3 separate regions of the Mus musculus genome follow, and all the other regions are linked to region 3. A link is a loop called in an ENCODE intact Hi-C map of the cell type or tissue named here. Cell type or tissue: left cerebral cortex. All regions are shown on one strand. Each heading gives the region's core, and the rest is flanking DNA. Links, peaks and the distances in the headings are about the cores only.

Region 1 (7,973 bases), core at 1,432-5,431, 450 kb after region 3:
ACAATGAGGAAGGCAGAACTAGAATCTGTCCTACTATGGCACCTGCTCTGTGCTATTCCATCTTACACACGGAAAGTAGGGATTTGAAATCTGATAAAGATCCAAGGACCACCTAGGAAATGTAAGAAAACACTTGCATATTCTTATACAGGATGAAGAGATTATGATCACCTATGCCCTTAATTATCAACATCCATGGCTTGGGAAGGAAGACATGTGGGGCAGCTAAAGCCCGGCAGGGAGGGAAACCATGCCAAAATATCCAACTGCCTGTTTTTTGATGTAATTATGATATGGCAATTAGTATGTGTATTGAGTGTTTGCATGGTATTCTTGCAACTCACGCTGAAGGCAATACTGTAACTGGAGTACTTTCTTATTGCACTTCCCCTATGGAAACTGAGCTATTTGCAGTGTATACAAGGTCTTATGGCTGTTGAACTTCCCATGACTCACTGCATGGAAGCTCCTCTTTAGTTCTAATATAAGTCTCATCATGTGAATTTGGATGTTGTCTCCTTTTATCCAGACACTCGGTTGTGAACCCATCACGTTTAGAAGACAGCACCTTCATTGAAAGCTCAGTGGCTCCCAGATGCATTGAACTTCTTGGAATGGGCATTATTTTATTCTTTGTATGTTTTCAAGTTACAATGACTAATGCTGTCCTCTTTTCCACTAGCCTTGATTTTACAGTACTTATTTATTGCTTTTTTTTTTCCAACGGGAAGGGTTTGAGTTCTGTCTTCAATTGCAAGTGTTTGGGGAGGAGTTGCACCTTCATCCCTACTTAATATTCCTGAGCGGGGCTTCTTTAACTTCACTGTGTATACAAGTTACTTGGTTATCATGACAAAAATGCAGATGCGAAGTTAGAAGAGTTAGGGAGGGCCTGGGATTCTAAAGTTATAATGGGTTGGTTTCCTGTGATACCCAGGTTCCTGGTTCCTGGACAACAATCTTAAGGACAAAATTCTATAGCAGCATCCTCAATAGCCTGAACAGTTGAATAGCCAAGAAGAGACAAAGCAGGACCTACCTTACCAGGATAATAAACAAACGTTTATCGAGCTCCTAGTGTTTGCTGATGTAGGCATAGGGAAGGCTGCATTTAAACTTTGTTTCTCCCTTGATATTTACTAGGGAAGACAGAGTATTCAGCTGTATCTCCAGGAAAGGACATTTATCCATGATTTGCTTGGCACCAGGGTGCTTTCTGGAAGAAGAATGCCTTTGAAGTTAGAATTGACTTGTGTTTTCAGTCCCTTTACTTCTTGTGATTTTAAAGCGATCTGAGATTTGTTTATTCGTGATTGCTCAATGGCATTTTATTGAACACTTTTGCTATGACAGTCATTGGGCTGAGCCCTGGCATAGAGACGGTTTTGTGAGCCTGTTCTGGACACTGAAGGGAAGACAAGCCACTAAATCCCGTGCTGTGGGTGGCCGTGCTAAGTGCTGTGATGAAGCAGAAGGCAGGCTATTCAGCATTAGGGAGCAGCATCTGAACAAATCATGGAGTGGGTGGATATTTGAAGTATGAATTAGCTCAGTAAGGCAGGAGGTGGAAAAATAAAGGGTCCTATAGACTTCAAGGGGAAATTTCAATAATTTTACTATCAATGCAGATTATTAAAGCTGTGACTTATTAGATGATTTATTCAATTCTTTTATGATGCATGGGGTATGTCCATGTGTGCATGTTTGTGTCTATGCATGTATGTGGGGGTGTGTGCAGGCTCATAGGTACTTATGGATGTGGAGGGCAGAGGTTGATATTAGTTGTCTTCTGTTTCCCTTCATTGTCTTGTCTAGAGTGGCTGTTCAGTAAGCCTCAGGGATCTTGCTTCCTCCGTTGCTCCTCCTCCACTTCATAGAGTAGGGGTTACAGTTATATATGACCACACCCAGTTTTTATGTGGATGCTGGGGATTTGAACTCAGGTATTCATGCTCGTGTGGTAAGTATTTTACTGAATGACCCATCCCCTTAGCTCTACAGAGACACCATACCTAGCTTTTGTGAGAACACATCAATAAAGATGCTGATCTGAGCACATCAAACAAAGATCATAAGAAAGAGCAGGTCATAGTGGGGAGGTGAATGAGAACAGACTAATGCCCAAAGAAGCTGCAAGGAAGCTTCTGGAAGTTTTTCTGCACTATGGGGATTTGAGTAGAAAATCATGAAGATGGGAATCATGATGATGTGATATAGAGTCTTCATGCTCTCCCCCACCATCCCGCCCCCGGATTCCCTTTTTGCTGTTACAAGATCTTTGCCGAACTGATATTGAGAATCTCTATGCAAAACTAGACAGATGCAGGGACCTGAGGACTCATGGCCACACATTTCTGTCATTTTCTAGCTCTGCCCTGGCTTCTGTCCTTGTCTTTGTTCTCTTCAGCTTCAATTTCTGTTTTCTGCTCTTAGACTCTCAGATTCATCACCTCCTGCATGAGGTTATCCTGAAACTTGCTTGAAAACAAAGCTGTGACTCAGAGTATTATGGGTACTCACTAGAAATTTCAGATTAAGTGAATAGAGCCTAAATATTTGTTCCTTCTTGCTTAAAAAGAATGGTATTTTCCATTCGGTGTTTTGTCTCAGATAACCTTCCATAACAGGACTTGATTCATGCTTTTTACTTGTTTATCTTTAAGTCAACTTATTGCACACACTGCCATTATGAAAGAGTTCTCCTAGAATATCACTGCTAAAAATATCTTCCTATGAGTAGAGTATATTCTCGTTTAGTAATTTTTAAGTATTCAAATATTGCAAAGAATGAAAACAATGTTGTTGGTCTCTTCTGTGTGTTTTATCTGTGGATTTTATGATAAATTTCTCTCTCTCTCTCTCTCTCTCTCCCTCTCTCCCTTTCTCTCTTCTTCTCTCTCTCGCTCTGTGTGTGTGTATTTACATTCATAGCTTCATAAGAAAAGAATAACAAATTATGACTTTAACTGTGTGTGTATGTGTGTACACATGTTTGTATTTACACTCATAAGCTTCATAAGCAAAGGATGTCAAACTATGACTTTAATTTTGTGTGTGTGTGTGTGTGTATGAGAGAGAGAGAGAGAGAGAGAGAGAGAGAGAGAGAGAGAGAGATTGGTATCTCCCTACAAAATAAATACTTTTGAAGTTGGTCTCACACAGACTGGAATTTTGTCCTTTCCGAGTTTTCAGAGTGACTTGTTCCCAAGGCTTCAGTGTCAGCTTGCAAAGATTTATTGTAGCTCCGGTGTGTTTAAATTTTGAAAACAGACCTTCCTGCGAAAGGAAGTCAAAGATGACACTGGGGTATGCACACCGAGAGTAATCTGTGTGAAATGAAAACAGCCAGGGAGAGGAAGGAGTTCTTATTTTTAGGCTTTCCTTTCTGGATGTTTGTGTGACTGCTGCTCCTGGGAACTGAGCTGCCTCTCACACTTCCGATGCCTGGCCCGTCTATGAAATCCCTTCGACTAGAAAAGAAAACAACTTCTAATTTAAGTTTGATTGTCTCTGCTAACCAGGCAGTACAGGCAATGTTTTCCAACTTCATGAGACATCAGGTGAAACCTTCCTTAAAGCAGTTACTGGAATCTTCAAGCTATGCCACTGATGAGTTTCAAATTAGGTGACAAAATGGGAGAAAAGGGGGATCGGGAGAATTCTAAAATGCCGAAACAGGATAATCATAGGGAAATGAATTCAGTCGTTCACTAACCTGAAGTTTGCACAAAACTCCAGTTCCCATGAGTTTCTAAGAGAGGGTTTGGGGGCTGAGCAGCCTTCTTCTGATCTCCGAGTAGTGAATGGATTTGATTAGACTCCAGATATTTGCTTCCTTAACTTTGGAATCTTGGTTTTGAGTCCGAATGCCTTCCCAGCTTCTAAAGCAGGCATCTTCCTAGTGGATGCACTGGAAGAGCACACCATCATGCCACCTGCGGGGACACGTGTGACTGGCAGAACCTTCTGCTCCTCTGTCTGCCTTCATTTCTGCCTTCCCATAAACCATCCCTGAAAATAAGTATTCTATCCTAGATAGAAAAAGAAATACAGCCTGAAAGATGTGTTTATGAGTGATTTGACTATGAGTATGACTCTTCTGCCTGCATGCATGTATGGGCACCACCTGAGTACCTAGTGCCTCAGAGGTCAGAGGAAGGGTCTTGATGGGAAGACCTGGGAGCCACCATGTGGGTCCTGGGAATTCTACCTCGAGCCTTTGCAACAGCAACAAGTTCTCTTCATTGCTGGACCACACGTTCAGCAATGGAAATTCAGAAAGATTCCCAACTCAAAAGCCTCCTACACTTTGTAAACTTTTGAATCATTGGTATAGTTGAGCTGCAACATTAAAACAGTTTACAAAATTATGCAGTTCGATTTCTCCTGCGACAAAACTCTAGGGAAAGTGTTTATATTTGTTAATTTAGTATCCATGGCCCTCAAGAAACAAAGGCAAAAGGACTCAATTATAGGTAATTGATCTCAGTTGCCCTGGAACAAGGGTCAGAGTCCGTCTGCTTCCTCCCCTTCACTCCTGAATGAGTAAGTGTGCATGAGTTGATAAAATTAGAAGGAATGAAAGCACCTGCAGTTTTGATGCACTTTCCACACCGAGCAAAGCTTGTTTCAAACTTTTCTGTAAATGCATTTATTTTTCTGAATTGTAATTGACAATGTTTATGTAAAATTTGCCTAAACCTTAATTTCTCTTCTGAATACTTTCCACATCTGGTCTTTGCCCTTCCTTTTATTATTTTACCTCACAAAGCTTAACCTCAGCACAGACAATATTCTCCCCCAAAATTGCTACACTGAAGGAGTCTGATTACCATTGCATAAATATTATCTCCAAATAAGATTTTTTGACTGCCCACCCGTGGAAGGCACTGAACTAGACCTTTCAATAAATGCTACTGAATAACTTCCACCCTGTTCATAGGTCCTGTGATGCTCAGAAGGAAGGCCCGGAATTACCTCATAGCCTAGTGCCTGCTATGCTCTGAGGATGGATTTCTTTTTTCTATGTTGCGATCTGGGAACTCTTATTATGAAGTAGTCATTAATTACACAAGTTGTTTCAGGAACAGCAGAGAGAGTTCATTTTCCCAAAAACTGACATCTGTGAGGTGGGAACATTGACTTAGGGCAGGCAGCAGGGCATTGAATTGAGGTTCCCCCATATCACATGACTTTAATTCCAAGCATTCCAGGGTATGTCTAACACTCTCAAGGAGAAACCCGAGAGGATCAAGGCATAAATGATTTAAAGGTATATCAATAAGGTACAAACATTTTAGCTCAAAAATATTCAGGCAATAGGGCAGGCAATCCAAGTCTGACTGTGAGAGTTCACAGTTATTGATGCAAAATGATACCAATGGCTTCTTCAGGCACCTGAGGATTTCATTCAGGTTGCCATATATAAAGTAGACACCATTTACACAGAGTTTCTGGAGACAGGGAAACGTGGGAAGTTGAGAAACCAATGTGATCATTTCTTCCTCACACATTTCAGAATCACCCATACTGAGGGAATCTGTGACATGATCAAGTGTGAGTTCAAGAAGATTGTCCATCTGTCTCAGGTAGGGATTAAGAAAAGCCAAATCTTCTAGGCAAAGAGAATACAGCTCCAGCTCCTGTAGCGGTTTCTTCTAAAACTTTGCTTTGTCTTGTGCCTAGAATCAAACTCTGAGCCTTGTGCTCAAGAAATAGATAGCATTCTTTGCAAGAGGGGCATCTTTAGTCCTGTCTTATTTCTCTTCATTCCAAGCTATCTCTTATTAGTTTCTCATTCAGAGAGTCTTGGAAATCAAGCCTCGGAAATAAGGATGCCATAGGCCTAGTCTCCGGTCATTAAAGAACACATGGCTTCTGCTTCCATAAATAAGAAAGGAGCATCCTACAAGTGCATTGATTAACATTGCCTTTTTTTCATGGAAAAGTTCTCATTACCTTTCTACTTGGCAATGTTTGGGGTACGTTTTTAAGTTTTTAAAATTTCTATTCTTTGTTTTGTTTCTTTTTATTTGTTTGTTTTGTTTTTCAAGACAGGGTTTCTCTGTATAGCCCTGGTTGTCCTGGAACTCACTTTGTAAACCAGGCTGGCCTCGAACTTAGAAATCTGCCTGCCTGTGCCTCCTGAGTACTGAGATTAAAGGCGTGTGCCACCACGCCCGGCTGAAATTTCTGTTCTTTATGGACACACGATTACATTTTATTTTAATTAAAACCGACTTATTTGTATTTTATGTGTGAGTGTGTACACGTGTATGCATTCACCACTTGTGTGCTTGTTGCCTGATGATGCCAGAAGCAGGTGTTAGATTTCCTAGACGTTGTGTTGCAGCTGTTGTGAGCTGCCATGTGTGTATGGGGAAATGAACCCAAGTCCTCTGCATTATCAAGAAATACTCTTTCCTGCTGGGCCATCTCTTCAGTTTCTAGATTTAAGTATTAATTGAAATGTCCATGCTGATAGTACTTAAACCGCAGAAGGACCTGACAAAAAAAGAGAATTTTAGAACAATTTCGATTATGAATTATCAATGCAAAAGTACTCAATACGGGCTGGCGAGATAGCTCAGTGGGTAAGAGTACTGACTGCTCTTCCCAAGGTCCTGAGTTCAAATCCCAGCAACCACATGGTGGCTCACAACCACCCGTAATAAGAATGCCCTTTTCTGGTACATCTGAAGTACAGCTACAGTGTACTTATGTATAATAATAAATAAATCTTTAAAAAAAAACTACTCAATACAATCTGTTTTTAACTAATCCCACTTGTTCTCAACGGTCTTCTTGAGGCCCAAGAGGACTCGAGATTTGGGATAGAGTCTACGCTAGACAAATGGGAAGGATCTACCTTCCAGAAGAATTCAGACAACCAAGAATTCAGGGGGCAGAAGCATGTTATTAGATATATAATGCTACTGTTTCCTGCCTTAGTCTAAGCTGATGCTCGCCCTCTGCAGAACTGGACATAAATCTGTCATGTTTTTGCTACCAAGTTTTCAGAACTTTTCTTATGAAGAGAGTATCAGTGTTTCTCATAACCATTCCTAGCTTCTCTACTTCAACTTTTTGGTAGCTCTGACTTGCAAGTGAGATCATGGTAACGTGTCTCTTTAGGCCTGTCTCATTTCACTTAGTATAATGTCCTTCTGCTTCGTCCATGTTGTTTCAAATGATAAGATACCCCCTCCCTCCTTAAGGCTCAAAAGTATTCTGTTGTGTTTATAGAAGACATTTTTTTTTATTTCATCTTCTGATGATAGATACTTATGTTGTTTTAAACTTAGCTAAATACATATATTTTAAAAAGGAAAACTTTAAAAGATGATTTAACTATGTATTACTTTTTGAGATTAGCATCAGTTGGAACATGCGTTGACTGGTTCACACGTGAGTACTTTGGATATATAGACACAGGATAAATGTCTTTGAAGGGATGCTTGGCTTCGTTTTCTTCTTCTGCTTTTGGCCACAGGTGGCATTGATGGGACTGGGATTCAGATCATGAATTTGCTATATTGTACATTTGGCAATTCAACCTTTCTGACCCTCAGCTTTCTAATCTGAAAAATTGGAGCAATTTTGTATGCAGCCAGTCATTACCAGTATGATGGAAGATTTAGTGCAAAATGCATATTCCTAATTATAGCCAGTGTCAGATATATGGCAACTATTGCTGTAGTTCTTAGCTTCCTTTGAAAATATATTTGAAAATCTCTATTGGTCCTTAAAATTATACTTGATCTTTAAATATTATTAAACTTGTTATGATTAAGTTGATATTCCTCCTGCCTTTCTCTTGGCACTCCTATTGCCTTACATTGTAGTTACAAATGAATTAATTTGAGGAGAAATGTAAAATATACAATCATAAATGAGGTTTTAGGAAGCCTATCTATCAGGACACAAGTATTCAAATAACCTCTTGAACATGCCCCATAGGGAAACTCTAGATT
Region 2 (7,973 bases), core at 2,365-6,364, 110 kb after region 3:
GTAAACTGGGATGAACAGATAAATATATCACCTCTGTCACAGGGTTTTAGATGGCACGGCACGGAAAGCTCCTGCTGCTCAATTCAGAGCCCTACGTGTGAGCCCCAGAACCCACAGAAGAGTAGAAGGAGAGACTCACATCCCAAACGTTGTCCTCTGACCTCCACACATATTCTGTGGTACATGTATACACATAATGTATGCACACACAAGTACGTACCTTGTGTATACATACATGCACACACACACACACACACACACACACACACAATACTAAACAAAGTAATTGAAGGGAATCAAATACAAATACATGTCAGGAAAGTGTTTGCAAATTATATAAGGGCCATGTGATTCTTTGATATTGTAATATAATAATAATACAAGATATAAATAGTCTCATTCAATGACTGCTAACACCAGTTACCTATATTAAAATTGCACAGGTCATAATCCTTCAAAAGAATACTGCCTCATTTTGGACACCAAGTACTAGGTTGGGGTACCAGACCATGGTCACCCTCTGACCAGCTGAGTACAAGTTTAGTGATTCCTAAAGTTCCCTCAGCTTCAGTGCTTTGCCAGAGTGATGGAGTTCAAGCTAGCATAATTCAGGTAAGCCTAACACTATTACAGCTTAATCCTAGCAAGGAGATGTAAACCAGACCCAGACATAGGGAGGGACTTGCAGCATTTGCCATCTTCAGGAACACTTCACTCAGGGATGTGAGATGACACAGAGGATAGTTAGTCCTCTACATTCAGGGATGTCACGTCTGTGACCTCAACCACTGTACATGAAAACATGTAAAAAAAATGCATTTATACTGTTAAGATATTTCTTATTTCTGAACTAATGAATTACATATGGCATTACTTATATATTACAAGGGATGTAGAGATGAGTTACACGCATGGGAGGGTGCGGGTAGCTTAGAGGGACACTGAACTGTTTTATATAAAGGACTTGAGCATGTGCAGGTTTTGGTACGCAAGGCAAATCAAATTTCCCACTGCTGTGTGAGAGAAAGTATATTGCCAAACAAGGAAATTCACCTGAAGTTAAGTGTGCTCCATACAAACTAAGACTTCATTATTTACATATAACTGATCCAGTCATCGGCCACACGCCTGAATTTAAATGGTGCTTGCCATTCTTAGGGAATAGGCTAACATCACTCAACCCAAACTTTGTGCCCTCCCAGACACATCCTGCTAGCCTGACTAACCCCATCCTACATCATTCATGTCTGCAAACTGTCTAGGACACTGCCATGAGTCACTAGTTAGCATAACTTATCAGCTCTTTTGCTAAACATGCAGGTCTGGGAGACTTAGCATGAGTAAAAATATTGCAGACACGTAAAGGCCACCTTCCAGGAGCTGGGACAAAAGCCAGGTGTCAAGGAGAAATGAGGCACGAGACAGTTTTGTTTAAGAACCTTGACGTTTTGGGCACTCATAGGGAACAATTTCAGTAAAGAATTAGGGGACAATTTTAGTGAAGAATGAATGAAAAACCAAAGGATTCTAGGACTTAAGATTCCTAAGACTTGAGCAATAGGAAAGCAGATCTGGAAAGGGCACCTAACCCATGGCCTGTCAGAAAGGGAGGCGGTAGGATGTCAGAAATGGGGGCCCTTCCATTGCCAGTGTCTTTAAGGGAAAGGGGCTGGACCTCTTCTGCTGAGCCTGGGCCCTTACAAGATTCCTCCCAGTCAGATGTTCAATTCTGACCTACCCAGCATTGACACTAGCAAGGCAGCTGGCTTAGGTGCTTTTGAAATTTTATTTATGACATGGTAAAGTGAGAAAGTAACTGTGTATATGAGCTTTTACAAAAAACACACTAGCTTAAGAGATAGCTTCTCCTTCCAGAGAGTTCGTTATTTGAATGGGGATCGCATTTTGTTCAGATGTTTCTGCTTTTACTCAAATGGTTCCGATGGCTTAGTTGGTACTTCTAAAGATGCTAACCACATAAAATGGCCTTTTGGACATCTGTCATTGTGTGTGTGGGGGGGGAGACATGTGTGTACATACATACATGTGTATGCAGACATGTGTGTACGTACATACATGTGTGTGTGTGTGTGTGTGTGCATGTGTGTATTTGTGTGTGTGTGTGTGTGTGTGTGTGTGTGTGTGTGTGTGTGTGTGTGTGTGTGTAAGTAAAAGAGCAAAATGAAACCAAGGAGACTATTCCTCGTCTATATCAGTAAATCCGCAGTAGGGAAGTCCCAGAGATACAGACTGCTGGTGGGCAGCACTAACTTCTGTTAATGCATAGATTAAAAACATATATTTGTCACACACTTTACTATTGTGCATACCCAGTGGTGCCTTAAAAATTATGTTTATAGGTTATTCACTCCTTTTCCCCTAATAAAGCTGCTGTCAGGTGAAGAACACAGCTACTTAGTAGGTCAAAGTAATAGCTAAGAGCAAATGTAAGGAATTGTAAAAAGACACCAAATTTCTAGAAGAGGGAAACTCACTGAAGTCACATTAGGGCTCACGTGCCGTGCAGTCCTCCTGTCAAAGCTGCCAGTCTTGCCATTGGCCTCGGAGAGGTGGAAGCTCAATTTCCTTATGCATCAGAGAGCTGGCATGCCTAAGAAGCCAGTGCCCATTGGAACCACGGTGTGATGGAGAAATATGCTTACTTAAAGGAAGGAAAGGCCCCTCTGAACGATAACTGCTATTTGCCGCTTTCTGCATGGAAGATGCATAGCAACTATTCTCTGAAATACTTCATTTAGATGCCAAAATACACGTGTGTCTGTCTGTCTGTCTGTCTGTGTGTTTCTCTGTGTGCATTGTCAGCATCTTTCCTAGATTCCTGTGCTGTTGTGTTTCTGGAGGAGCAACGAGAATAGTAGTACAAGATGGATGTAGTTTCTGAATGTCGTTATCATCTAAATCTATATTCTGCCAAACACTATATGGAACCCAACACTGGGTATAGTTTGCATTCTTGATTTTTATGTTTATGTCCTGTGGGCTTTCTGCATTTAAGAGCAATTTGGCTTTCCAACAGTCCAACTTTCAATTCACAGAGGGATGGAAAGCTATGGTGGGCTCTTTGATTTGATTCTTATAGGAAGAATCATATGGAGAGTTAAACTGAAATTCGGTAGTCTTCCTACTTTATAGAAAAAATACTATGTATTTTATCCTGAATAGTTCCACAGATAAACATACAGGATATGTGTATTGGATTTCCTTATGTGTTTGGTACTAAGAATAGAAGCTGTCTCATCGCCTAGCGGTGCTGCCATTACCAGTGGCCCTGAGTATTGGCAGGGGTCCTGGATATATTACACACAGACATCAATGGTAATATCTTAAAGAGAAAAGAAAAAAAAAAAAGGAAAGCCCAGGATTTGATTCATAAAATTGTACAAAAGTACTCCCTTTAGAAAACTCAAGCAGTCATCCTATTTTGCCTTAGTATCTTCAGTTTCCATTTTTAAAATGTGTGTTGGCAAAGATTTCTGTGGAGGATAAATAGAAACGCTTCTCTTTTTATTGCAGCACCAGCCTTACCTTTCACCGAGTCCATATGTCCAAGTGTGCCATATTGTATTTCTAACTTGAGATGTGAAGGATGAAGCCACCCACATCAAATTATAATTTACTTCTGCAAATCCATGAATTCTAATTTACAGAATTGCTAGTCCTACGTTGTTTGAAAGACAGCTATGGAAAAATTTAATCCAAATAGCAACTAGGGGCCTGGTGGATTTGTTGCTGTGCAGAGAGGGGAGTGTTGCTTCTGGAAGAGAATAGTTATTGGGCAAGTGCTGATGGGGCCACAAGCTCTCCCATTTAATGTGCCTTGTACACTTGGCTATTTTTCCAGGGGTTCTGTGGAGTAGCATCTATCTTCGTTTTTCACATCTTATCAGTTGCTTCCATGAAAGTGTTTCCTTCTGAAACTGCAGAGGACTCAAATACCATGCCATTCCTTTAGCATCTTATCCCAAATGGCAAACCCATGACTATTTTGAGTTTCTCAAAAAGGATCTAAATGTTTTTCCCTGCATTGGCCCACTGGTTATTGGCTGAAGCCTTCAGAGAAGTTCAAACACCAAAGTGCTAAAAGAAGCATGCCAGGCTGTGCCGGACACTTCAACTGCCATCTCATGGGCAAAGATGTCTAAGTAGCTGCTGTCCTTTGTTTCAACAGTTGGTCCACTGGTGACATTCACAAGAATTGTTTGAGAAGAGTAAAATATCAAAATTGGATGAGTGTGGGTTCAAGAGGAGCATAAATGGGAAGACCAGAGGCAAGAGTCTGGCTTCTTCAAAGGGGTTCTTTAAAGGAGCCTAGCATGGAGGGCATAGCAGAGGCAGAAGTGAAAACAAATAAAAATGCCCTTCTCTCTTGAGTTTGAAGTTATCACAACAAATGTGTATGCTGAGACTTGTCTCAGTCAGGGTTTCTATTGCTGTAATGAAATCCATGACCATAAAACAAGCTGGGGAGGAAAGGGTTTCATTGACCTACACTTCCACGGATGTAGTCCATCATTGAAGGATGACAGGACAGGAACCTAGAGGCAGGAGCTGATGCAGAGGCCTTAGAGGGACGCTGCTTGCTTGCTTCTGGCTTGCTTCTCATGGCTCTCTCAGCCTGATTTCTTATAGAACCCAGGAGCACCAGCCCAAGGATGGCACTACCCACAATGGGCTCGGCCCTTCCACATCCATCACAAATTAAGAAAATGTCCTATAGCAGTCTCTTATGGAGGCATTTTCTCAATTGAGATTTCCTCCTTGCAAATGGCTCATGCTTGTGTCAAGTTGACATAAAATTAGCCAGGACAGGGATGACAACAGGGAGGGCTACACCTTGATAGTTCCAAAGGGGGAGTGCTGACAAAGGGAAGGCATTAGCACAGCAGGAGTGAGACCCTAGAGCTTGTTCTGGGGATAGCAGGATGTTGACCCATCCTAATAGGAAGGAAGGTATTGACAGATGCTAGATGCTAAGGGGAGATGTATGAATGGGCCAAATGGCTGGGTTTATATGCTGGAGGTTTGAAAAGAGAAGAAAGAGTAGGATATGCCTGTCTAGGAAAATGGAAGGATGAATGGGGTAGGATATTGCAATGACTTGAGGTCAAGCTTAGAATTCAGTCATCAACGTAATTGAGACCAGAACAGAAAGGGCTGATGTGACCTTGACCATAACTGTGCTGAGCTGGTTCTGTCTTTCTGCTCTACAAAGTTGTAAGGATTCAGGATATCATTGTTACGAAACTCAGCTTTGAATTACTTCACACTTGTCTTTGGCAAATGTTTTCAGCTTTGTCTAAAACAGTCCCAGTATCTCCTGAGAGCGCACCTGGCTTCTGCCACTAACTTGCTCAGTAACTAATGTAAGCACATGACCAAAATTCTTTTTGCTTTACTTGTTAGTCATGTCAACTTGACACATAAATTAGAGATGACTGAAAGGAGGGAGCCACGAATGAGAATATACATCCATAAGATCCTGCTATATATAGGGCATTTTCTTAATTAGTGACTGATGGCTAAGGGTACTTTTCTGAACCAGTAGTCCTTGGTTCTATGAAGAAGACTGAGCAAGCCATGAGGAGCAAGCCAATACCCGTATTCCTCCATAGCCTCCTCATCAGCTCCTACCTCAAGTTTCCTGCCAAGTTTGAACTCCTCTCCTGGCTTCCTTCAGTGATGAACAATGTAAGCCAAGGAAGCCATCTTCTCCCTCAGGTACTTTGGTCATGGTATCTCATCGCAGCAATAGTAACACTAAATAGGAGCACCCAGCTCTCATCTCTTTATCCCCATAGCTACTCTGTGAGATTTATTATAGAATCTGGGACTCAAAGGGATGGAATTATCCTTTAAAGTTCAGGTTTCATAGTACGTCTACCTAAAATCCCATTTTATTTTTTCTTTTTACTTTTCCACATACAGAATTGACCTTGATTGTGTATAACTATATTGTAGGGCTTTATGTATTATGTTCTTGTATCCCAGATCCATATTCTTGCCAGTGTACTCTCAGGAATCCAAGATTTTAACTAGAGTTGCCCAGTAGCAAAATAGCCCTGTTTGTTGGCAGTCTCATGATGTTTGTAATATACAAGACATCAAATGACCTGGAGTCATTTGAAATTTGAAAGATTTAGGAATGAGCACTATGCTGACTGAAACTCAGCACTTAGCTACAAATGGACTTTCCACACACCTTTTGGTGGAGGGTGGTGGGTGTAAGAAACAATTCATTTATGTGGCCCTGGGAATTGCAGAACCACCAGTCCAGTGTGTGTTCTTTGCTGCAGGCACAGATGCACTGTAAGCTGCAGCGCATAAACCCCTCTAAGGAAAAAAAAAAATCACTGCTCGGTTAGATTTTGATTTTTGAGTAACAGTTGCCCACCTGATAGAGAAAGTGATAAGAAAAGTGTATTTATTTTCTTCCCACAGCTAGAAGCTGATCATACTTCTAGAATTTGTAGAGATTGTCCAAGAAACTGTGTAAAATCCTCATCTATCACTGGAAGCCCCTGGTCAGGAAATGACAGTGCAGTAAATATCTTCAGCAGCCACCTTTTAATGTACAAGCTGTTTTCGGTTGGAATTTTCAGCGCTCGCATAAAACACACTGTCATGAGTGACTGCTTGTGCTCCAAAGTCATTACTATGGGGATAATGGAACATCTCTCAGCGAATAACCAAAAAAACTTTAAATGTCATGTCAAGTTTGTTGGAGCCATTTTCACACCCTCTTCAAGGTTACATGAATATTGAGACAGTCGGCTTTTTAAAAGTTGGAGACCTATGAGAGACTCGATCTTAAGGTTGCACAATGTGAGAGTCGGTTAATTAGAAGAAAGTTTACGTCTCAGAGAATCAGCCAGCAGCACTTAATCACTGCCCATTATGGAGTCAAGATCATAGTCTCTTGCCAGTATGTATGTGTATGTATGTATGCACACATGTAGATGTAGATATACTACTCAATGTCATTATGACATAATTATGTAAGTATGGTTTGCTAGAAAACGCAATTTGCCTGACAACTTCATTATTTTTTAAGGGATTTTTTTTTTTAATTTTATACTTCTTAAGAGAGCCAGTCTTTTTCCTTGAAAAGAAAATCTTAGTCTAATTCCTCTGTTGGGTCATAATCTATGCAGACTCTTTATTACCCAGTGTGTTTATTGAACTCTTAGCTTAGCTAGGACTATTATAGGTACTGAAACTACATGGTATTGAAAATGAAGCTGTTGCTCAGTGGGATGTACATCCTAGTGAAAAGACACCCAGTAGACAAGTCAACTATGCATGTGGTACATGTGCTTGCTGTGATGCTCTGAGCCAAGGATAAGGGGAAGAAACCGAGTGATGCAGGCCATGAGGTCCATCCTAACAGTTAGAGACTGCCTCTGCGTGTTATTGTTGTTTAACCAAATCCTGAATGAAGCATGGGATAAAACTGATGGTGTCCTGGTAACAGATGTTTCAGCATAAAAGAAGGAAATAGGCCATTTTCTACTATAATCAATTCTTAACTGCTACGTGTTTACTTTATAGCTACATTCCGACCAGCTATCTCTAGTCTATGGAAGAGGACTTATTCACTGACAGTAGTTAAAAAGATGTTTTATAACATGCCTGGACCTTGGTTTTCACACTGACAAGTTTCATGTTTCTTTTTTCCTTACTGTAGAAAATCAGAAAATGCAGTTGACAGAAGGGTCACGTCCACACCACAGTATCAATTGCAACTCCACCAGGACTCCAGTCGCCAAGGAGCTTAATTATAATCTAGACACTCATGCGTCTACAGGGAGGATCAAGGCAGTTGAGAAGGAAGCCTGTAATGCAGAAAGCAACAAAAAAAAGGAAATGGAACTTCTTGGCTCTGTTGCTAAAAGCGAATCAGTTCCTGAAGTTGAAGCCCTGCTGGCAAGATTACGAGCTTTATAAATGAAACT
Region 3 (7,973 bases), core at 1,340-5,339:
GGAACTGTTATCACAGTGTATATTTCTAAGGTAATGCAAACTAAAAACAAAGTGCTTAAGATTTGTGTTTATCTGTCTCTGGTTTTTCAAACTCCTTATAATAGATCTGTATAAACATCCATGGTTGATTTTTCTAAATGGTCAGACATCAGCTCTTAAGGCCCGTTTCCTCTTCTCAGCTTATTTTTTCCCCCATAAACTGCAGACTCTTGGCCTAGGTCCTGGGAAGCCTGGGAGTCCTCTTAAATTCACTGGTTGTCTTCTGCCTTTCCTGGGTCTCATTTCCTGCCTCTCCCACTTGTTTTTTTGTTTTGTTTTGTTTTGTTTTGTTTTGTTTTGATTTTACTCCTTTATTTTGCCAAAGCACCATGTGTTAGTCTGTCTTCTGTTTTTTTATCAAAATATCCAAGACACAGGGGGATCATTTCTTTGGGCACTCAATTTTAGAGATTTTAGTCCATTATCAGCTGGTCTCATTGTGTCTGGGCCATGGTAAAGGCCATGTTCCAGGTGAGGACAGAAATGCAATGCTCATCTCATGGTCACCAAAAGCCTGGATACCAGGGAGAGGCACCCTGAAAGGAATAATGTGCCATCTCCTAAGCATTTGTCACCTCTCAATAGTTCATCAAATATCTCATCAGTGGACTGGTCCATTGCTGAGGGTTCAGCTTTCTCTTCACAAGAGCTATGCCAACTAAGCCATTAGCATGTGGATTCTGAAGACATTTTAGATCCAAACCCTCACACATTTCCTGTCTCTAGGAAATCATGTCTTGGTGACTGAATTGCCTGAGCATGGCTATTTTCTGTCCCTACCTTACTGGCAACTGAACCACTGCTTACCTGGAAATAATTCTCTTCAGAAGCTAGAAATCACTTACCTCCTGTCTTTTGACATTCAGTTTGCTATCGAGAAGTCTACCCCATCCTCGGGTATTTCCTTTGTAAGTTGTTTGGGTTTGATTGCTAGTTTTCAGACTTCAGGAAGCTTGTAGAATGCACTCTTTCTTGATTGCATCAATTTTAATGTTCTGTCTTGGCTGAAGAAAATGGCGTGTGGGCCCATGCTTTATGTTGAGGACTTTCACAAGTCCTTGGGGTGCCATCTTACTCTTACTTGTAATAAGAGAATGTCTTTCAAAATAGTGTGCCTTTGTCATACCCTGACATCACCTGCTGGTCACTGTGGTCATCTCCCACTACCATAGCACCTAACCATCACTGCCCCCCATCTCAGAATTCTCCCATACTTCATCTTCCTCCATCCATGCGCACCAAGACCTCAGCTGTTCCTCAGCTGCTGCCCCTCCTTCCCATCCTCACCTCATTGACTCTACTTTGGAAGTCTCCTCCCAGACTGGCCTTTCCTCAACACTGCACTTTTCAAAGTTCCATTTACAAATTATAGGAGGCAATGTGTTATTCAGTTCTGCCGGGACACTATTTCAGGTGGTCTATTTATTTCACAGAAGAAATGAGGCTATATTTTTATGTAAATTGACCTTATTTCTTAGGTGTATAAGTAGAAAGATGTATGTATAAAGATTTAAACAGCTTTATACATCTTTTAATTTTGCACATTTGCCTCCATCTCTACTTCTTCTTCCAAGACCTCTCTTCTTCTGATGGTGTCCACCCTTTCACATCTACCCCAGTCTGCTTCTGAGAACTGGAGGGAGTTCTCGTTAATTTGTACAACCTAGGTATCATACGTGTGTAGTATTGCTCCAGTGCACAATACCATATGGCAGGTAAACATGTGTTGGATAAGTATCTAAAACACACCTAGCATGGGAAGAACATCCTCCTTATAGCTTGTCATCTTATATATTAGTTCTGTTCAGCATGAATAGAGTTGACATGCCCACAAGTCTATTTAAAGTTCAAATCAGAGGTTTTTAGCAATGATATGAGGCATGATTATGTCCCTAACCAAGAACATAGGCAAATATAATGGAAGAGACAACTTGTGTCTATGAAAATAATTGAATTTTGCTACCTATAAAAATTAAATAGAACCAGGCAGTAGTGGTACATGCCTTTAATCCCAGGACTCAGAAAGCATAACAGGTAGACCTCTGTGAGTTCCAGGACAGCCAGGGCTACACAGAGTAAACCCTGCCATGGGGTGTGTGTGTGTTTGTGTGTGTGTGTGTGTGTGTGTGTGTGTGTGTGTGTGTGTGTGTGTGTGTGTGTGTATGTGTGTGATGAACGGAATAAGCTCTTCCTCAGCGATCCCTGTCTTCCAGGACATACTTGTCTCCTAAATAGTACAGTCTAGGAAACAGCAAAACTTTCCAAAGGACGTGTTATCATGTGTGCACACTAAGTTAGCACATATGGGGCAAGGCATGGTCTCACATGGTCTCAGTTTCTGTCTTGAAGTAGTGGTAGGAGCTCGCTTGGGGAAGACAGTGTAAAAGACCCTCATTATAGAGAGCTGCATGTTCAAAGGCATGAAAAAGGGAGACTGCAGCCGTAATAGAGTCAACACCCAGCAGTAACTTAGCGCCCATACAGTATAATCATCTAGAAGCAGCCATACTCAGTTATAACTGGTTTACAATCCAGGAGCAACACCAACACTTTTATGTTCTCTTTTTCTCTAAACAAATTCTCTATTTTTTTCCTGCTTTTTATTTGCAATCAAACATAATACTAAATTTAAAAAAAAAGCAAATTCTTTCATTTATTTAAATGTTTACTTTCACTGATAACTACCTTAAATATTTAATATTACATGAACTTATGTATAGCAAAAATATACTTGAATTTGAGTGTAAATTTTTAAAGATTAGGTAAGTAGTTACTTATTAAATTGTCTAAAATATTTAGTGTACTTTACAGTAAACATTGAAATGCTTCAGAATTAAATGTATGTGTAAATTGACAACCTCTAAATACTTGGATTCTCACCCACCATTTTTGATCACACCTCCAAGGTTTAGCTCTCATCTAAAACTGTGCGGCAGGAGCAGATGGCAAAGCAGCTGACGCATAGTTCTATGTCTGCATCTGTTTATAAACTGTAAGGAGTGGGGTTTTGTACTCTGCCATGGTCACATGTCAAGAGTTGTCTATAAAGAGAGTGTGGCTCCAAAAGGGGGAAATAAAAACAGTGAACAAAGTTCTTAGGAAAGAACTAGCTTAAGGAATGCTATCCTTTAAATTCTTAAAATCATCTCTGAGTTTACCATCTTACTTGTAAAAGATAACTTTCATGAATCATATGAAAGCTTGTCAGAGGGCAATATACATATTTTATCTATCAGCAGAATTATATATCAGGGGTGTGTGTGAGTGTGTGTAATTAGAAATATATTCATTCATAGAGTCCTGCATGAAAATGGTAAGTTTTCTTTTCTATGGTAAGTTTTGGCAGGCCCAGCTTCTGTATAATAGGCACTGTACCATACACCTGGTCGCTTTTAGAAACTAGTTTTATGCTTTAAAAAATAACTCATTTCTAGGAGAAAAAAATATGATTTATGATGACTGCAGACACTGAAGTACATTCCATCTAAACTCACCGTGCCATTGGTCTATATAAGCAATGCTCCACACTGCGTCTGAGAAGCCCTGTCCTCTTTAGTGGGCAGGACACAGACACACTGTTGAGATGGCTCTAATTAAAAAATGGCTGATTTAGGACAGAGCTGGAATTTTTTTTGTTGTTTGGAAATTCCTGGTCTAGTTCTGATGTTCTGTCCTTCTGCTCTCTGCCACCACCATCGCCCGCATTTGCATGTGTGCTTTGACATTGCTCTGGTAACCCCGAGGGTTGATGGAATTCCCTGCATCTCTTTTCACAGAGGGAGATGAGACAGGAGTGATGGATAGTCTGCTGGAGGCCTTGCAGTCAGGGGCTGCCTTCCGCGACAGAAGAAAAAGGACACCAAAGCTGAAAGGTGAATTCTTTTCTTATCTCATGTTACTTTCTAGGGAAGAGCGGTTTCTCCCCTTAATTCTTTTAAAGTCATTTGTCACAAGAACAGTGCTGTGGGCAGAAATTGTTTCTAACTTTCCTAAATTTGCTTAATCCCTTGCAGAGACAGGTGTCAGAGAGAGATGCATTCCAGTTGGCTGGTGTCAGTAGTGCATTAACAAATCGATGTGCATTGAAGCTAGACAATCCTGACCGGTGTGATGAGTCTCATCAAGAGACCCATATGCACCTTGCCCCAGTGGAGGTTAGCGTCCCACAGTTAAATGTGGGGTAAAAGTCCAAGCATCACTGTTCCGAGTGTTTCAGGGCGGTCAAGCATTGCACCATCACTGAAAAGACCTAAGCTTGGGAAAATCACAGGATATTCTTTTACTTCTTAAGTCAAACATACAGATACTAAGTTTCTCTCTCTCTTTTTAACAGATATTCGGCAGAGTCTCAGCCCGATGTCTCAGAGGCCTGTTCTCAAAGTTTGTAACCATGGTAATAAACTTTATTCATAAATTGCATGCTATTCTTACCTGCTTTTATCCTGTTGGTCTGTGATTTTTACTACACTGCTATTGAAGTTCTCAGTATAACTCCAAGAGTAAAAAAATGCATAGATGTTTGTCTTTGCTCTGAGATGACGGGCTCTGTTTTCCATACTGCCTTATTTCCTTGAAGTTATTTCTTCTGTTTTTCTAATTAGGTCGCAAGTGAATGTTTTGTTATAGTTGTATTGTTTGAAGTTACATTTGCACACTTCTGATCAGAGTTGGCTACGGCGGTATTTCAGAGCAATGCCATTTCATGGTAACTACTTTAAAGTTGCAGATCCACTAATCATCAGGATACATGTGAAGTATTGAGACCTGTGTTCATCTTTCCTTGCCTTGTTTGTCAGTGCAGTTGCAAAGAATTCAACTTTGGAGAAACTGTAAATACAGATGCGTCGCATAGACTGTTTACAGTGGACGATGCTACAGTTGCTAAATGGGAGTGACTTATCTTCATCTCTAACATTTGCCAAGGAGTTGAGTTTTTTAAAAGATCCCATATGAATGCCTTCTATCCTGTCTGTGACTCTGTCTTAAAAGCGTCTGCTCTTACTCATTTGGTTTCTGTTCTGGCAAGTCTCTGTTCTTGGACTCTGCTTATGTCTGTCATCCATGTTCATACTTTGTGACTCCCATTGCCTCATGCTGAGGTTGTTATCAAAGTTGGCTGGATTTAACAGAAAAACTACCTGACAGACTTCATCTGAAGCACTGGGGAGTGCTTTCGAGTTCCTTTCTGTGAGTATTAAGGTGTGACTAAGAAGGTGTGTGTATCACACTTGTAAGGGAGGTAAAATAGTTAACGAAGGAAGAAAATCCAGAGAGTATCTGAGTGGTCAGAATATTCTTAGTAAATGGTTAAGAAATGACCAGAAAGATTAAATCTGTAACAGAATTTTAAATAGACCTGTCAACTTTTTAGTGTGCTTCAGCTCTTGATTCGCCTTGTTCTAAGAATGGCAAAAATGAATTGGAACAAGTGACGTTCGTTACGAGTAATAAGTAAGCCAAAGCCTTAGCTTATGGTTGGTTTCGCTCCACCATGGCACAGAATTATAGATAGAAGTTGAGAGAAGAGTGGGGACCTGAACTTTAGAGATGATTTTGTTTAGCAGAGAAATAAATGGAAATCCATAGATTGCCAGAGCTAGAAGCTCCAGGAGGACGGAGCTCCCGACAGTCCTGTGGCTGTAGTTAAGTTCTCTGATGACTACCACATTAACTACATAGAGGCATTTGAGCATTTAAAATTCAAAGACTAGTAAAAGTCTTATGCGTATGCACATTATTCTTTAAGTTTGATTCTTTGGCTATCAATCTGGTCAGAAGTGGGAAGGGGAACAGTAAATACCAATATAAAATCTCTGAAGAGAGTGGAATCGTTGTATTAGTATTAGAAAAAAGAATTTTTAGTCTTTGTAACATATCTCCTTTTGTAGTAACAACTCAGCCCCCTGTTCAAAATCATAAAGAAAACCCACCACTAAGCATAGTGATTATATTACTATGACAGCATCCTAAGCTTAATTTAAAATAAGTATTGTAGATGCTTTGAAGGCAAAAGCTATGTAAGAGAAACTCAGACTTCTCCCTGACCTTTTAGGGCTCCTAATGCTCCTAAAGCAGCAGGCTAACAAAAGGAATAACAGTGTTAAGAGTGGCGATTAATCTAGTACCATGTGGAAATGAGATTGCTTCTCCACAGTGGAGAGAAGAGGTTATGTCTGGAGTGCAGGAAATCCTTTGGGGCATCTCTTGGTGCTACTGTGTCCTGTGATTAAAGTCAGTGGGAAAGTACAACAGCCTCATCCAAGCAGGATGACAAAGGGCACAGGCCAATCAGGAAGGAAAGAATGGGCCAAGCCCTGCTGAGCTGCTTCCTGAGAGTGGAGAAGATGCAGGATGGATAGAAGAGGAAGGTAGACATAAATACCAGCTAAGGCCTGTGACCGGTTGCAGAAAAGAGGCTTATCATGGGCACGAGCGCTCTCTCATATATGTTAAGAATGAATTTGTACAGATATTTATGTTTTCTTTCTTTATTTTTATTATGTGATGGAATATCAAGAGAATATCCTTTGGCTATCATGTTTAAGGTTGAGAAATTAAAGAATGTCCATTGGACATTGCCACCTATTATAAATTTATAATTTTTGAGGTTCTGTAAGGGATAGTTAGATAATGTTAGATGTAATTTTAGCTTGAATTAAATATATAGTAAGAATACAATTGTATGTGGGATAGTTATAGCCTGTGTAGCATTATTATAGCCTGGTTATTTTTTTATTTGGAAATTAATCACAACATACATACCAAGATATGATTGTGTGTCAGGTTGACAAGGGGTAGACTTGTGATGAGAATTCTTGGCTGTGAACTTGACTACATCTGGAACTAAAACCCCAACATGGAAAGCACTCATATGAAGAATGTTTGTTTAATTTGAAGTAGGAAGATTCACTTCTAATGCAGATCTTGAGGTAGTAAGACAGAAAGCAGGGGTGAGGGGATGGGGGGAGGGGGATGGTATTCATTCACCCTACAAGTTCTGATACTCTGGAGAACTCTGACGAATGCATACACACATGTATCAAATCACTAATTTAATTTTATTAGCTGATATTTTCAACTTTTGTCATCATGTCTTTTATTGGCCATATATTATTAATGTCATTTTAAAACTATAGCTATAGCTCCAAACCTTTATGTGCATACAGCTTCTCTTATTTCAGATTTAGAAAAACTGAATAAATATCTCTTGGACCTCTGCACTATCAATGCCATATACATTTGACACCCTGATAAAGCACTCTGTCTCCAGTAGCCACCAGAAGCAGTAGAATCTTACACATAGACAGCTGTCTGTCTCTTATCCTGTATAGACCTCTACCAGATGTATTGGCGTGACAGCTTTTACTGTGCATTTCTTTCTCTTTGGCTTTGATATCCTAGACAGAAATTGAATTATTTATTCATGATAATCTACTATATTCAACATGTATAATAACTCCTCCGTAGACACTATGCATTAGGGCCAGGGCTGTAGCTTAGCCAGTGATACTGAGTATGTACAAGTCATTGAGATGGTAGAGAGAAACTCTTACGTGCTAGAAAACTAATACTTAATGGTTGGTGTAGTAGTACAGGCACACACCTCTAATTCCAGCAGTGTCTTGGATTGCTTTCTCTTGCTGTAGTAAACGCCATGACCAAAAGCAACTTGGGAAGGAAAGGGTTTATATCTTGTTGTATCTTACTGTCCAGCGCAAGTGGACGTTGGGACAGGAAGTAGAGGCAAGCACCCGGAGTCAGGACCTGAAGTAGTGGCTATGAAGGGGTACTGCTGGCTGGCTTGCTTTCCACGGCTCACTCTGCACACTCTTATATAACTCAGAACCAGCTGCCCATGGGTGGCACCACCCATAGTGGCTTGGATCCCACAAACATGCCCAGTGGCCAATCAAGTGGAAGCGTTCCCTCATTTA

Evidence for each region. Hi-C counts contacts between places; a loop is a spot of excess contacts. Peaks named below come from ENCODE experiments on the same cell type or tissue, not always from the same donor. Only the 100,000 strongest peaks of a DNase experiment are listed, where the experiment ranks them.
Region 1: it touches region 3 in a loop (2.8-fold over the local background); 3 of 42 quality-filtered maps call a loop at or near these places.
Region 2: it touches region 3 in a loop (2.5-fold over the local background); 11 of 42 quality-filtered maps call a loop at or near these places.

Annotation. Positions count from the first base shown.
Region 1 is chr14:86,317,960-86,325,932 of GRCm38, reverse strand. It overlaps the pseudogene Gm4350. Among named protein-coding and RNA genes, the nearest start is that of Gm32815, 22 kb to the right of the region's middle. In left cerebral cortex, for the core only: no CTCF peak of the experiment used is centred there; a DNase peak (open chromatin) is centred at 3,448.
Region 2 is chr14:86,656,315-86,664,287 of GRCm38, reverse strand. It overlaps Diaph3 (diaphanous related formin 3), which reads left to right. Exons shown (of 28, transcript NM_019670.2): 28 at 7,706-7,973. The coding sequence ends at 7,965. Among named protein-coding and RNA genes, the nearest start is that of Gm32969, 130 kb to the right of the region's middle. In left cerebral cortex, for the core only: no CTCF peak of the experiment used is centred there; DNase peaks (open chromatin) are centred at 3,561 and 4,079.
Region 3 is chr14:86,768,545-86,776,517 of GRCm38, reverse strand. It overlaps Diaph3 (diaphanous related formin 3), which reads left to right. Exons shown (of 28, transcript NM_019670.2): 26 at 3,816-3,911; 27 at 4,373-4,432. Among named protein-coding and RNA genes, the nearest start is that of Gm33025, 22 kb to the left of the region's middle. In left cerebral cortex, for the core only: no CTCF peak of the experiment used is centred there; a DNase peak (open chromatin) is centred at 2,993.